2 separate regions of the Homo sapiens genome follow, and region 1 is linked to region 2. The links are chromatin loops, found by intact Hi-C in ENCODE. Cell type or tissue: dorsolateral prefrontal cortex. All regions are shown on one strand.

Region 1 (8,000 bases), 340 kb before region 2:
CCAAGGTAATGTTCTCTGGAAAAATTATACAGTGAGTTTTTTTTTGTGCAATCAGTTAAGGACAGATTCATATGTTTTGGCAATCAATCAACCAAAGGATAGAACTGGTACTCTCTTAAGAAAATTATGAAGTGTAACTAGGATATATGCTTAATAAATGACTTCAACTATCTCTCCATAGAGAGATTTCCACACTGTCTATTATACTGCTAACATTTAAAAAATTTCTGTATTTATAGTCTATAGGTTTAGCTGTTTTTTCATCCTTCTAACTGAAGGATTATTATTATTATTTTTGTGGTTGTTGTCTTGGTATGCAGTTGAAAAGTGTCGTGTAACAAAAATATTTATGGCATGAGCATTTTGATATCTTTTTAAAACCTGTGCAATGAATTGGCTTCATAGCCTGGCATTTTCAGGGAATGTGTGAGCAAGCAGCCTCATTATTGATAAATATTTTAAAACACGTGATATTTACCCAGAAGGTCCCAATGGCTCAATGTGCCTCCTGCAGAAATGGCATGTAATAAAAAACTCCAGAATGAAATTTCAGAGGAAAAAAGGATACTGCACTTAAACAAAAATTCAATAAAAGAAATGTTAGAAAGTCCCCAAAGCATTCCAACCAAGTTATGGATTAATTGCTTGGCACGTTTCCTTTTTTAATTCCAAGCTGCCTTTTTGTTAGCTGAGTAAACAAAGCATCTAGAATAAGAACTTCAGCCAATGATGACAGCCCATTAACATCATGACTGATAATAATGATAATTCCCAAAGGCTTTGACAAGGTCCACACATCAGCAATATTTGACCAGCAGGGACTGAGTTGAGAAAGAAGGAAAAAAGACTCTTGTTATCCCTGCTGATAAAAAAAAAAAAAAAAAAGTGAATTCAGTGGGCAGAATAAGGGCCTGTCTTATGCCTGGACTCCCATACTGTTGATTCAGGGCTGCTTGTGAAGGGGGCTTAGGGAAAGAGCTTGCAATCCGTCCTGTGAAGTATAGGAAAGGGCAGAGAAATTCTTAAATCCCAAATCCAGAAGTCTTTCTAAGGCTGTTATAACAGTAGGTTTTAGGGCTGGAAAGCAATTGATTGCTGTATCACAAAATTGGGAGTTAATACATTTGTTCACACCTCAAGGAAAATGTTTTCATTAGAGATTATTTTATTTACATAATGTAGATTCTATCTCCTCCTTTCCTCCCTGAATTCTCTCTGAGTTCCAAAAGAGCAAGGGCCCTGTCTTGCATATTGTTTGCAGAAGGTGTATAGTGAATATTAAACAATATGCAGCCACAAACAAGGGGCATTCAGATTAGGTTTGTTTAAAAAAACCAACAGCGACCGTACAGCACTTCTCCTCTACCCCCACCCTCCAAATAACTGTGAAAATAAATCAAAACTTAAATTTTGGTTCTAAACTTTTGGCAATGCCCTATTGTGTACATTATCATTCTTTCTACTCTCTGACTTTTCACGAAGATACCATGATGGAGAGATGCATTAAGGAAGAATTCTCCTAATGCATTGGGAAACCATCTCTTGAGAGGAATAGTGTAAGATAACCAACCCAGAATCTCTTCCACCTTCAAATTCTTGGCATTGTACTCATATAGTTTAAAGTAAAAACTTTGCCTATATATACCAAAGAGGAACACCGTTTACGCCTACATTTCATGAGTGAGATTGCTGCTTGCGTCTGTGAATGCCTGAAACTGATGGCGAATATGGATGCTCATTATTTTTTATCCTCTCTGGTTATTGCATTTTTACTGAAATACTGAGTTATCTCCACCCATCCTATTTTAACCTAGGCCAAAAAGGAGTGCTCAAAAAAAATTATTGGTTTTTATAATCTGAAAGGGACAGTAGAAATCAGTTAGTTCAACCCTTTAATTTGACAAATGAGAAAACTGAGTTCTAAAGGGGCTTTGTATCTGATCCAAGAGCATGCAGTACTGAGATGCAGAGCTTAAACAACCACATCTTTATTACGGAGCACATTAAAGCAGTTAAGAATGAAAAGAAAAGATCCATCTTTTGGAAAACACAACTGTCTGTGTATACTGGGATTATGGCCAGATACTTTGTAAGCTGTTTTCGACCTAAGGTTTAGGTTTAGGATTAGCCACTGGTGACTGCTGGAAAAATCTTGTCAAAGACTTTTATAATAATATGTAGTTCTATTTTCTGGATTTAAGAGAAATTTGATGCATCTTTTTCTTCCGCAAATATTTGTTGAGCAACTATTCTGGGTAAGACATCATGCTAGGTGGGATGAGGATATGCAACAATGCAAACATCATGGCCATTGCCAGGGACTTAAAGTCTGGCAAGGGAAATAACAAAGTGAGACAAGTACATAACACAAATCAGAATGGGATTTTGGCCTCTTAGTGGCATAAAGCACAATGGGAAGTTTGGAAGAGGAAAAAGTAGCTTTAATTGGGAAATGAGAGAAACATTTCTTAGCAGATGTGGTCTTTGGCTGGCACTGAATGAGGATGAAGGATTTGACAGATGGTATTGAGGAAAATCCTTCTAGGAGGAGGAAAATCAAGGAGCAAAGACATAAAAAGCATAGGATGCTTTGGGGAAATCGCAAACTTAGTGATTTGATTAACGCAGTGGAGAATGGGAAGAATTTTGGTGGATATGAGATAGGCATGGGACTAGAAAGTGGGGGCCTTCAACCACAAAAAACTAAAACCCAAATTTGATGTGTTGCTTTTTATTGCATTACATTTTAAAAATCTCCGGGAAGCAAAGTGGGTTGAATAGATATAAACCCTTTCCTTCTAAAGAATCCCAAGGAGTTTAATAATCCATTGAATTTAGATGTCCTTTTGTCTATCTCTAGAATGAATTAATCACTTAACCAGTGTATGACTAGGAGGCTGCAGAATCAAGCAGGGTTATCCATCAGCAGAATACAGTTTACATCAAGCAGTTCAGGTAACTGGTATATATCAGGAGATGCTGGGACCCCCAGATCGTGTCTCACATGACACAGGAATCAACTTCTCAATCACCTAATGAGAGGCTGGGGATAGGAGAGGAGACGATTGTCTTGAGTTTCAGTGTTCATATTTTTTCTCTCCTGTCAGTTCATTCATTATTCATTGAACAAAATTTAGCAAGCACTCTTAATGAGTCAAGCAATGTGCTAAGGACTGGAAAGCAATAATTTTAAAAAATGATGTGGTTCTTGACATTGTGCAGTTTGAAGTCTAGAAAGGAAGACTTGAAAGGTTTAAAAAGCCAAAATCATGCAGCCCTAAAATGTATAAATGCTGCGGCCATTGGCGGGTTCAGCGACATACAGAGTCCAGGCAGTTCTGAAAGAGTGTCTAGGCTGAGACTGGAAGAATGAGGAGCCAGCAGGAAGGCAGAAGTGGAAATAGTCTTTCACACAGCGAAGACTGAGGCAGGAGCACAGGGCATTTGGAGAAGGAGAAGAATTTCTGTTTGGCAGGAGTGTCGATGAGGCTGTAGAGGGTGGCAGAGGCCAGGCCTTGAAACTCTTTGTAAGCCACGTTAAGAAATTTGGACCAGAGACATCTTCTTTCTTCCCTTGTTTTCCTTTTTTTTAGTTTGGCTCTGTTTTGTTTCGTTGGACAGTAATTCCGGAAGTTTAAGTTCAAAGCTAGGAATACATATATAAGTAGTTGGAAGGAAAAGCTATGATAAGTACTGTAATTATTTTGAACTGTGTTGTCCCATTCAGTAGCTGCTAGCTACAAGTGACTCCTGAGCACTTGATGTGAGCCTGGTCCAAACTAAGAGGTGCTGTAAGTGACAAATGCAAACTGCATTTTGAAGCCATAGTACAGCAAAAAAGTCATAACTATCTCAATAATTTTCACACAGATTATATATTGAAATAACAATATTTTGAAAATGTTGGTTAGATAAAACATATCATTAAAATCCATTTTACTGGTTTCTTTTATTTTCCATTGTGGATATTGGAAAATTTAAAATGACATATATGGCTACTTCTGTTGGACGGTGCTGGGTCAAAATAATTCTGACGTTCTTTTTAAGAGTAAGGCAAGCAAGCACGTGTAATTAAGTACTTCACGGAAATGCCTTCCTGAGTGTTCACTAAGGAAATGAACACTGGCAACTAGTTTGACCACAGGCTTGAGCCTATTTAAGAATAATAACGTAACAATCTTCTAGGATCATTCTTATATTTGAATAACTTAATGGGAAAATTATGTGTAATACAAATATGTATTTATTGTCAGAAGATCTTTATTTGGCAATAATTTATTACAGCTAAAAATAATATAGTTAGTATTTTATAATTAAGATTTCAAGAAAGGTCATTCAGATCTCCTAATAAATCTAAATTAAAGAGGTTTGAGTTTATTTCCTGTGGCTTCATCCATTGGCTTCTCTTAATTCATTAAGCTGAGTACTAATGTTACAAAGATGAGGCCAAATAAACAGGCAAAATGCCTCCCAACTAAAACCTGTTAGGCAACATACTTCTAAAAATATCCTGATACAATTTAGGTTTAAGAAATGAGCACATTGGCTCATTAAAGGTGTGAGAGGTTGGGATCCTGGAATGGAGCAGAAGTTAATTATTATTACTATTATCATTATTGTTATTTTTATTATGGGCAATTTGTTTTAGCTGTAACTGTAGCACATTTTATAAGGCAAGCAGGTGTGCATGGCAACTGGACCACTCATTCCGGGGTGATGGCAGATGAAAACTGTCCATCCCGCTGTCCAGTCAAGTGCTCTGTGGGCTGACGGACCTCAACAGAAGAAGCTGAGGAGATGCTTGCAAACATAACCCCAGATTTATAGGAAACAGCTCATTAAGCTCGAAATCTCAAGTGCCCTTTTTAAAAAAGCAATGTTCACACTTAAACCAACTGTATTCTCCACTTTCCATGGAGGGGAATCTAGTAGAGAATGCATGATTGACCTATATACCAAGACAAACAGTCCGCCTTTCATTGCAATAACAAGAGACAGAGACAAGCATGCGTGTTTTAATATGGGGAACCTTATGTCTGTGCAGTGATTCATCCCATTGCCTGTTCTGCCCCTCCCTACTCTCTTTGCCCCTCATAGTTCCATAGAAGACTGCCATAGTCATTTATTCTAGGCCCAAACAGGACCTCCTTCCAATTCATTTTTAAGATTGGGCATCTTTAATTGAGTCATCATTATTTTATCTAAACATAGAAAGTAAAACCAGAAAATTTCCTAAGCTGCCATCATACAGAAGCTGTAGGAAATTGATTACAGAGAAGGCACAGAGGCTGTTGTATTAACTTTCCTACAAGAATGCCTGATTGTTTTAGGATTTCAGTATGGTAGATGGATTCCTTTGGTGAGTACAATTTTAATGCATGGAATAGGGCTTGTGATGGCCTATTCACTTATAAAATAAGGCATTTAGTAATGTAATAGTCTTAACATTTAAACCTCAGATGTATTTCCATGCACAAATGGTTAAGAACTCAAAAACAAGTAATTATCAATAGCATATGTATGCAATAAGAAAAGCATCAACTGAAAAAAGTTATATTTATGACATTGGCAAGAAAGATACATTAATTGACTGCAGAAAGAAGCCAACATAATATTTACTCTGCATTTTCAAAAGGATGTAAAGAAGATCCTAGAAACTTAAATGCACTTAACTTTATTTTGGGAAGAAAAGCCCAGGGGAACACTAATCAGAAGAGAACTGAAGAGAGTCTGTCTAGAGCCTTCTGATTTCATTTTAGATACCCAGATGGAACCAATAAGTGGATAGTCTCACAACTAATGCACAAGATAACAGTTTTGGGTGTGTTAAGAGAGCTGTGGTTTTCAAAGTGGTGGAGAGTTAATAAGAGACTTCTGAGTTTAAACTTTCTGTAATGCTGGACATGATCCTGCCTTTCCTCATATAAGGCTATTTTTAAAATGTTGGATTTTCTTTATAAAATTAATTCTCTTCTCTTCCTAACTCTGCTTACCAAAGTTGCAACCACATATTAAGGTTGAGCTCAAATCTATATATTTGAAGAGAATACAGATTTGATTCTCAACCCCAGCTTTACAGAAGGCCATCTTTCCTTTCCATAAATGCCACAGCCATTCTCTCTCTCTCTCTCTCTCTCTCTCTATCTCTCTCTCTATCTATCTATCTCTCTCTCTCATTTTTTATTCATTATATTTATGTGCTGGACTTATTTCCCTTACTAGATTGTAAACGTTTAAGTGTCAGGCTCTGTGTCTTATTTGTTTTGATCTTCTGCGCCCCCCTCGCTCACTCCCCATCCCAAAGTGCCAAGCAGAGGTTTTACACATGGAAGATGCTCAATAACTATTTGTTGAAAGAATCAATAAAAGGAGTGCTAAGCTTGCTGTGGAAAGGATAACGTATCAAAGATCTGGCTTCCTAATAATTTAATTCTGTGAGTCAGCTATAATAGGTCCTTGATATTATGACTGATGATCTTGTGTGATCACACTCCGAAGCCATCCATTTGATTCTCCGACCTTCCCTGCTGAAACCATGAACTCCCTCTACTAAAGTGCTAAATAGATGGAAGAAAAATACCTGAAATGCAGAAAAATTAACATAGTTTTGAGGAAGTTGAGATAGTTCTTGAGGTCATTGTGTCATTCTCTCAGGGTGGCACACACAAAAATGGAGAATACTTTACAGCCAAACAAAATTTAAAAATCATTAATAAGAAAATGCTATTTTAATGAACATGGTTTATGGGAGGAAGAGAGAGAAAAACCCTAGATTTTCTTTTCTTTCCTTTCTTTATTTGAGACAGAATCTTTCTCTCTCTTGCCCAGGCTGGAGTGCTGTGGTGTGATCCTGGCTTGCTGCAACCTCTGCCTCCTGGCTCAAGCGATCCTCCCACCTCAGCCTCTTGAGTAGCTGGAACTATAGGCACACACCATCACGCCTGGCTAATTAAAAAAAATTTTTTTTTGTAGAGATGAGATCTCACTATATTGCCCAGGCTGGTCTTGAACTCATAGGCTCAAGTGATTCTCCTGTTTTGGCCTCCCAAAGTGCTGGGATTACAGGCATGAGCCACTGTGCCTGGTCAAGATTTTATAATCTGAATCTTACTTTCCAGTTACCTTTATTTTGTGTGTATATGTTATGTCAAGTAACAATGAAGACATAAGACAAATACTCAGAAATTTCTACCTAAAATTATTTTTGTTTGTTGTATCTAGCTAGTAGCCAAAAGTGCTTAAAGAAAACCCTGAATTATCTTGATGATTTTCTCAGTTTTATGCTAATTACTATAATGAGAAACCTAATGACCTCATCGCTCCTCAAGGAGAAATTGTTTGGCACATCAATTTCTGGTGGAAGGATGTAGCACATACCATGGTTTTAAGAATATGTGGCTCCTAGCCCAGGTTACAAAGCTTGGAAACTATTATGGTAGAAGAGAGGCATCATCTTGCTATGACAAGGTCCTTCTGGCCATATTTTACATTTAACCTCAGTCTTGAAATAAGCATCAGATTTCCTTGGTGATTCTCCCAATCTATCTGTTCTCTGTATCTTGTTTGCCTCTGCCATGTCCTCTGAGGAGCTCTCCAACTTGGCTTCTCTTTCTCTTATTTCTTGCACTTCCCTTAACATCATGTGCTTCTCTGAGAATAATCCTTGTCTAAATCAGGTTAGCTGAACCGATCAGATTGTTTTCTCTTAGCTGGAGAATGATCCTTATTAGTCCAGTGGTAGAGGGAAGATGCATCTTTTAGGGACTGGGTCTTTCCCCAGAACCAGAATGTACCCTACGGTCACAGCCAGTCCCATGTCCAGATCCCATCTTCCTCTAGGGTGTGGTCTCCCATGTGGTCCTACCTCCTGAGCCACAGCACTCTCTGGGGCCCAGAGCTCAGGTCCTCCCATGTGCAATTTTGCAATATTACCAGCCTGTATCCTGCTTTTCAGCTGACTTTCTGGATCAGTGTCATTATTATTTTCACCAGAAAATTCC
Region 2 (8,000 bases):
ATTATGATTGCACATGGATATACCTTATTTTCTGCTCCCAACATGGCTCTGATAGTGGTAAGCACTCAGCCTTTATCTGCTAAATCTCTTTATTTCACTCTTATTTATGAATGATAGTGTGGTTGGGTATAAAAATATAGGTTTACAGTTATTTCCCCTACCCCTTTGAAGATATTATTCTGTTGTCTTCTGGTTTTTTCTGTCATTACTGAGAAGGTTACAGTTAGTGTGGTTGTTCTGTTACAGGTTGTCTTTTCTTTCTTTCTTCTTCCTCTTAAGATTTTATATTGGTCTCTGGTATTTCCATAAGATGTATCTGTGTGTTGTCTTATCTCACTTGGGCCTCCAAATCCTGACGTTTCATGTGTTTCATCAAATCTGGAGGATTTGGCCAGGTGCAGGGGCTCACATAATCCCAGCACTTCCGGAGGCTGAGGCGGGTGGATCACTTGAGGTCAGGAGTTTGAGACCAGCTTGGCCAACATGGTGAAACCCTGTTTCTACTAAAAATACAAAAAATAGCCAGGCATGGTGGTGGGTGCTGGTAATCGCAGCTACTCCAGGGGATGAGGCAGGAGGATCGCTTGAGCCTGGAAGGCACAGGTTACAGAGAGCCAAGATTGCAACACTGCACTCCAGCCTGGGCAACAGAGTAAGACACTGTCCACCCTGCCCCTGACCCCCACCCCATCAAACAAAAAAATCTGGAGAACTCTAGGTCTTATCTCTTCACATATTTCCTCCTCTTCTATTCTTTCCTTCAGGCACTCTCATTAAAACACTCTTTCTCCCCTCAATGTGTATTAACCACTTTTAAATATTTAATTGCTCTCTGCTACCCTTTAGGAAAATCTTTATTCAACTGTTTGAATGTTGAATATCTGGTTAAACTATCCATTGTGCTTTTCCCTTCCATGTTTATATTTTTCAATTTTAGAAATTTAATTGTTATTTTCAAAGCTTCCTATTTCTTACTCATATGTCTTATGCTTTTCTGACTTGTTAATTTTTTTCTTTAATCATTTTTAACATATTATTTTATAATATCCCTCTAATAATCTATTACTTGAAACTCTTTGGGTTCTAATCCTTTTGTTTATTTTTTGTATCGGATAACTGTCATTCATCATGGATTATGTCTTCCTGTGTTGCATAATCCTGGGTTGGGCACTCATTTTCAGCTCCTCCCCACCCCAGGATAACAGCAATGTCACACTTGTTTAGTACTTCTAATTTGGGTTGAGGATTCTCTTACTCTCCTTATTTCATTAAGGACTCAGCTGTATATTTAACATGTTTATAAATACTTTTCCTACCTTGCCTAGGTGAACTTGTTCAAATTATCCAATCCAAATTATTCCCAGAAGCACACATCACATCCTCAAGAATTAAAATGACAAGAACAAGAAGATATGACTACAACTAAATAAAATAAATAGAGAGAAAGAAAGAGGAACAAAAAAAAAGGAAGGAAGGGAGAAAAAGAGGGATGGAGGAGGGAGGAAGGGAGGGAAGGAGGTGGGGAAGGGAGGGAAAGAGGAAGGTGTTGTTGCTCCTTCCTGGAACTCTCTTCCTGGGCTTACTTCACCCCTCAGGTCTCAACTGAAACAGTACCTCCTCCAGAAAACCAATTAGTTCTTCTTACTGTTCCCATGACTCTTTGCTTCTCCTATGATAACTCTTACCATGCTTTATTGGAATTATTTGTTGCCTTTCTTTCTTTCCAGGTAAAATTAAAAGGATCAGAGCAGGATGATTCCTTCATTTATTAACAAATATTTATTGAGCCCTAAGGATACAGCAATACATAAAATACACAAAGCCACTGCTCTCCCAAAGCTTACATTCTAGACAGGGAAGACAGAAAATAAACAAATATACAGTGTGAATAATACATATAAGTGATGATAAATGCTCTGGAAAAAAAAGTGGTGAGAGGAAGGAGAACTATGTAAGGAAGAGGGCCTAAATGAGAAAAGGTGGGCCAGGAAGGCCTCTCAGTTCTGATGACTTGACTGGAAACCTGAGTGGGATAAGTGAGCAAGCCTTGGTTGTATCTTTGGAGAAGGACACAGACACCTTCAGTGAAGTATGCACTGGGTTTGGGAAGGAGGGAATGAGAGCAGAGTGGGCAGTTGGCTCAGAGACGGGGCCAGGCAGCATGACACAAGGACTTTCCAGCCTCTGGAAAGACTCTGGGATATTATTATGAGTGAGGTTTGATGCCACTGAAAGGTTTAAATGATCTTGCTTACATTTCAAAAGACTATCTCTGCCACTGCACTCCAGCCTGCACGACAGAGCAAACCTCTGTCTCAAAAGGAAAAAAAAAAGACTATCTCCGGTTGCTATGTTGTAACAAGAGTGGAAGCAGAGTGGCAAACTAGCAAGCTAATGCAATTGTTTAGGCAGATAAAACACTGTAGACTGGAATAGCAAGTGCAGAGGTGGTGAGAAGAAGGGGTTGCATCCTGGATTTACTTTGAGGGTAGAGTTGAATGGATCTGCTGACTGTATCACTCTATTTCATAACTTTTATAACCAAATCCTGCATAGAGGGTCTAGCTTTGTATTCGTGGAATAAATGAATGAGTGAATGAATGAATGCATGATTTACAGGCCCTCCTTCTTGATGATGTCATTTCCATTTGTGAAATGAAAATTATCAAACACTATGAAAACTACGCAGGTTTTGCTGCTACCACTAAAGTGGGTCTAATGTAAATAATATTAACCACATTTTGTAAGCAACAGATCCAGCATGTGTACTAGGTCTTCTTCCTGCCCCAAAGCTTTTATTTTAGACACAAATGTTGCACACATTTTTCAGCTTCTGCTAGGACTTAGAATTGCTCTATATCAGTTTCATGAATGACCCTCAAATAGGCCATCAATAAATTTATCTCAGCCACACATTTGATCTGAAATCCAAATCCATTTTCAAGAAAAATGTAACTGGCCAAATAGACAAGACTTTGATTTCAAAATGAACGCTGGACAGGTCATATTTTTCTGTCAATTTATTTCAAGACAATGTTCAAAGGAGTTGACTGATAAAATTCACTACTCAGTGAAAGATACCAAGACACATCTTAGGTATTGTTTACCTCTTGAAACAATATGGTGACTATTGAAATCTTACTGTGGGCATACCTACCATCACTTTTAACAGATTTCAATGAAATTTAAAAGTGACAGAGATAAATGTCTTAAATGAATCTGTAAATTCATTGATAATTTTCTAATCAATCCTACTTTTATTAGATTGTCCTTTGAAAATTTAATTAAAATTATAATTAATTTCATTTATGAACTGCAATAATGTCTTCTAATTATGTGATTATAACAAGTGAAGTCTGCTGTTCATAGAAGTAATGGTTAAAATGTCTAAAATTACCAAGTATACATTTTAAATTACCAAGTATATATTTTCCAGGTTATATGTGCTATGGAGAAAAGATAATTACCAAGTATATATGATCTTTTCTCTATAGTACATACAACCTGGAAAATTGCCCTTGTGATTAGTACTCTTTATGCTTCCTGTCATGCATTAACAGAATCTAGAGCGCTGATACTATAACAAGTGTACAAGTATATAAACTGTGCCAAGGGAAGTGGGTGCCAAACATGTCCAGCTTTCATGGTGGCAACTTCACAGAAGACACAAGGTAGTTAAACAACATCTATTGCAAGGAAAGCTTCAAAAATCACAACATCTTGGGTTGGAAAGAACTTGAAAGATGGTCTCTTTCCAGCCCTACATCCCTCTTAGACTTTATTTGATTTGGAATTGCAGTTCCTTTGCAGCACTAATCTTGATAACACATTTCAATTCCAGCAGTCTGCCAGGCTCTGCACTGGGGTGATTCTAGAGAACGGTAGGCAGGCATCCTGCCCTTGACGATCCCAGAATCTACCAGAGCCTCTGCAAGTTTTCCACAGGTTGCCTGAATTTGGCAGTTTGCTTCCCCACAGAAATCAAACAGGAGCTATGAGACTTTCTCACTTAAAACACACACACACACACACACACACACACACACACACACACACATTAAGGATAGGGTCCAGGTTTTCTGCTGCACTCACTCTAGGTTGGAGAGCTAGAGAAGAGGCTGATGAGACCATCTCTAGCATACATTTATGGAACTGTCCTTTGGAATAAGCCACATGAAAGCAAATTAGTCTTCTGTTCAATCCTTGAGACAAACAGAGTGGCCTCTGCCAGTGTACACTTTCTTCCCTGTGTAAAACATTTTACTTTGGCACTACAAGCACAGCCTGGTTCTGAGGCTTGTCCTCTTTCTCCCCTCCCTCCAGTCACTCATCACTTCAATGATGTTGCCCATGATTTCACAGTGGTTAATTTTCTACCGAGAGAGGATGCCCTAAACCAATCTTTCATTAGTGACAGTAATCACTACATCAGTCTCTTATTAATGACAATAATAGCTAACATTTATTCCATGTAAATCATAGCATAATACTATGTCATTGAATTTCACGATACCCCATGAGGTAGGTGGCATTGATATGCCCTCTCTATAGATGATGGAATAGAGATTCAGAGAAGTTAAGAGACTTGCTTATGGTCCTATTGCCAGTCAGCCCTGGAGCCAGAATTCAAGTCAGGTGTCTGATTCCTAAACCAGGCATTTGACCCCTAACGAAATTGCTTTGGTTGTAGCAGGAGGATGGGAATGGCTGGAATGGGACCACAACCACCTGGCCTCACACCTGGCCCAAGTTCTTGGAATTCCAAGACACCCCTCAAAGCACAGGCTTATGTCAACAAGAGTTTTCTAGAGGAGCTGAGGTTATCTGGGAATCTGGCTGCCAGTGTTCGTTCTCTGATCTGCTACACCATCCAACAACATAGACCCGACTTTCTTGCCAGCAGCCAGCCTCACAGGGCAGCCAAGACTAACAAGTGTAGGCACTGTGCAGGGTACAGGGCGCATGAATAGCACTATTCTTTGCTGGCCAACACTGGCCCCATTGTTTTAGGCAATGAATAGAGCTGTGTAGAAAAAAAAAAATTCACACACGAAGCAAAAGCAGCAAAATTTGTCTCTTTGTGATGGTTTCAAGACTGGGTGAAAAAGTCATTCTTCACCTGGTGCTGTTTTACATACTCTTTCACAAACAGAAAGCACTTTCTGGCAAGGGAAGAGCCTTTCTCTCAAAATTAAAAAGTTATAGGTCACAGTGCAGGTGGGAGAATTGGGAGTAGACCTCAAAGTTTAATGGCACTCATTCATTACAACATTGGGGAGATGGAAGTGATGAGGCATCATTTTGATTTAGTGGAATTAAGCTCTGTTCCCAACAATCATCTTGATCTATTTGGGACACACAGTTTTTGCCTGCATTTTTCACAGATAACAGAGGGAAAGTTAAGAACACACTATTAACTACAGTATATATTAGGGCTCCTATTCAAGGCAAATAATTGCCAGACTTTCTATTTCTTTTTGATAGTGCTAGACTCTTTTAGTCTCAGACCCATTTCTGGGGTTGTGTTGCTGGCTGCTGTAACTCACCACCAGGGAATCTCTCCCTATCTTTGTCCTGGCTGCACCATTAGATGAAGTCAGAATCTCACAAAACCATTACACTCATTTAACTTCTGCATATGGAAAATGAATTCCTCTCTTAAGAGCAGGCATTAACACATAGCTCTGATACAAGCCCGTGTCCCACACACATTATCTCCTTTTCATCCTTACACCACTCATAAAACCACCATTGGTGGTAGACGTCCTGTGGTACAAATCATCTTGGATTGTTGACTGAATTATTATTTTGTGTATCTTGGTATCATAAAGTTCTATGAATTCAGTTTCTTCAAAATAGATCTCTTTATTTTTTTATTTAAATACAGAAACTTCCAGAGGCAGCTTAAAACATGGGAAGAGCATTATGGGCTTTAGATGCAATCTGATTTAAATTCTGGCTTATACAGTAGTTCTGTAGGATGACTCTATGGTCTATGTTGTCCTGGAAAGACCTTGCTGTATCTGTTATCCTGGTGTAATTGTTAATATTGCCGTCTTTCACTTTAAAATGTGTACAGTTTAAATGGTAGATGATAAGGTCATCCTATGGTTATGTCACCATGGGCAAGCAACTTAACTTCTGTTAAGTTGCTTTCTTCATTTATTAAATCAGGACAACACTGTCTATCTGTTAGGATCAGTATTAATGTTAAAGAGAATACACGGAACTCTCTGCATATTGTCTGAAGCATAGCAAGGACTCAATAAAGATGGCTATTATTAATATTTCCTCTGGAGGCACTGCCTTAGAACACTGTTTCCAGGTGCCTTCATCCATTTTGTGCTGTTAGAATACCACAGGCTGAGTAATTCATAATGAACAGGAATTTATTGGCTCACCATTCTGGAGGATGAGAAGTTCAATATCAAGTTGCTGGCATCTGGCAAGGGCCTTCTTGCTGCATCATCCCATGAAAGAAGGGCAAAAAGAGAATGAGGGAGAGAAAGAGGCAAAAGGAGGCTGAACTCATCCTTTTGTAAGGAACCTACTCCTGCAATAACAAGCCCACTTCCACGATAATAGCATTGATCTATTCATGAGGGAAGAACCACCATGGCCTAATCACTTCTTAAAGGTCCTTCCTCTTAATACTGTGACAATGGCAATTAAATTTTAACGTGTGTTAGGGAGAGGACAAACATTTAAACTATTGCACCAACTGTTTGAGAAATCATGGACTATTGAAACAAAAAATAAAATAAAATAAAATCAATCAAAGGAATGTATTAAAGTCACCAGGGTTTTACCTTGCCTAGTAGAGACATTAGAGAAAAAGAATACCACTGATTACAAACACGTTTCCATGACAGAAAGTTTTTTTAAAAGCTGAAAATGTAGAAAACAAACTCTGAGACTAAAAGACAGCTAAGTTAACTGAAAGTATGTATCATCATTTTTTAAAACAGAGTATTATATTCTGAAGGAGATCAGAATATCTCACCCTCAAATATGCCACTTTGGCATAAGGATTATTGTGAGCTGAAGCCAATTAAGAATCAAGAAATGCAGGAAGAGTTTACTGTCCTCTCCTTTTCTGCCTAAAAAGCTGTACATAAATTTCCCTTTGAAGAAGGTTCTCTCTTACCCAAGAGAAAGAATAGCAGCTCTTAACATGAAAGACCAGAGTTAACATTAAGGTGAGTTTACATAAACAGATCTTACTAAAATCTTATCTTCCATTAGTTCCTCCCCATGTTTCCTAGTCACTTCTCCACAACTTAATGTCACTTGATGCTCACGCTCCTTTCCTTTGTTAAAATGGTGTATAAGCCCCCAAGTCTAATCACTTGTTTGCATTTTATCTTTTTGTATGTGAACTCTCATGGGTGTAAATATTAATACAAACTGTGTTCTTTTTCTCCTATTAACTTGTCTTTTGTAAGTTTAATTCACAGGCCTCCAGGTACTGAACTTAAGAAAGTAGAGAAAAAGGTTTTCCTTCTCCAAACTTTTATTTCTTTTAGCAGCAGGCTAGTGAATGTTCATAGGCTAGTAGTGGTCCAAAGTCAGACAGCTGGGAATCACTGCTCTAGAGGCATATAATCCAATCTGTCCTTTTCTGTCTGCTTCTTTTCTGACCCTGTCCTCCCCTTCTTCCTGCCATTTTATTCCCATCCTTCTCAAACATTACTTTTGTTTGTATCATTTGGCAACTTCATGATATTAAGCATTCTTCAAGTGCAGTGCTCAGTAGGCTATGGGTACTTTAAAAATATGTAGCGTATTTTTAACTTCATATCTTCCCAGAAAAACATTTTAATTTTAGCATCTTAGTTAAACCTGATGGTTACTCTAATTCACCTGTTTATTTTTCTGTAGGTTTTACACACTATTGGAGATCCAGTCAATATAGAAAAAAAGTAGATGATTCAATAAAAAAATAGAAGTTTTGCATTATGCCTATTAAGAGAGTAGCCACATACTTCAAGTGTTCATTT

What was found. A loop is a pair of places that touch in the nucleus more often than their neighbours do. Peaks named below come from ENCODE experiments on the same cell type or tissue, not always from the same donor. Only the 100,000 strongest peaks of a DNase experiment are listed, where the experiment ranks them.
Region 1: a loop joins it to region 2, with 3 times the contacts of the local background. A loop is called at or near these places in 3 of 110 quality-filtered maps.

What each region holds. Positions count from the first base shown.
Region 1 is chr18:56,384,867-56,392,866 of GRCh38, reverse strand. No RefSeq gene overlaps it. Among named protein-coding and RNA genes, the nearest start is that of LINC03069, 200 kb to the right of the region's middle. In dorsolateral prefrontal cortex, a CTCF peak has its summit at 3,484; a DNase peak (open chromatin) is centred at 3,449; H3K27ac peaks cover 1,045 bases.
Region 2 is chr18:56,040,746-56,048,745 of GRCh38, reverse strand. All of the region lies in intron 6 of LINC03069 (long intergenic non-protein coding RNA 3069), which reads left to right. It overlaps LINC01905 (long intergenic non-protein coding RNA 1905), which reads right to left and starts at 6,468. Exons shown (of 3, transcript NR_146511.1): 1 at 6,402-6,468. In dorsolateral prefrontal cortex, no CTCF peak of the experiment used is centred here; a DNase peak (open chromatin) is centred at 4,915; H3K4me3 peaks cover 653 bases; H3K27ac peaks cover 3,906 bases.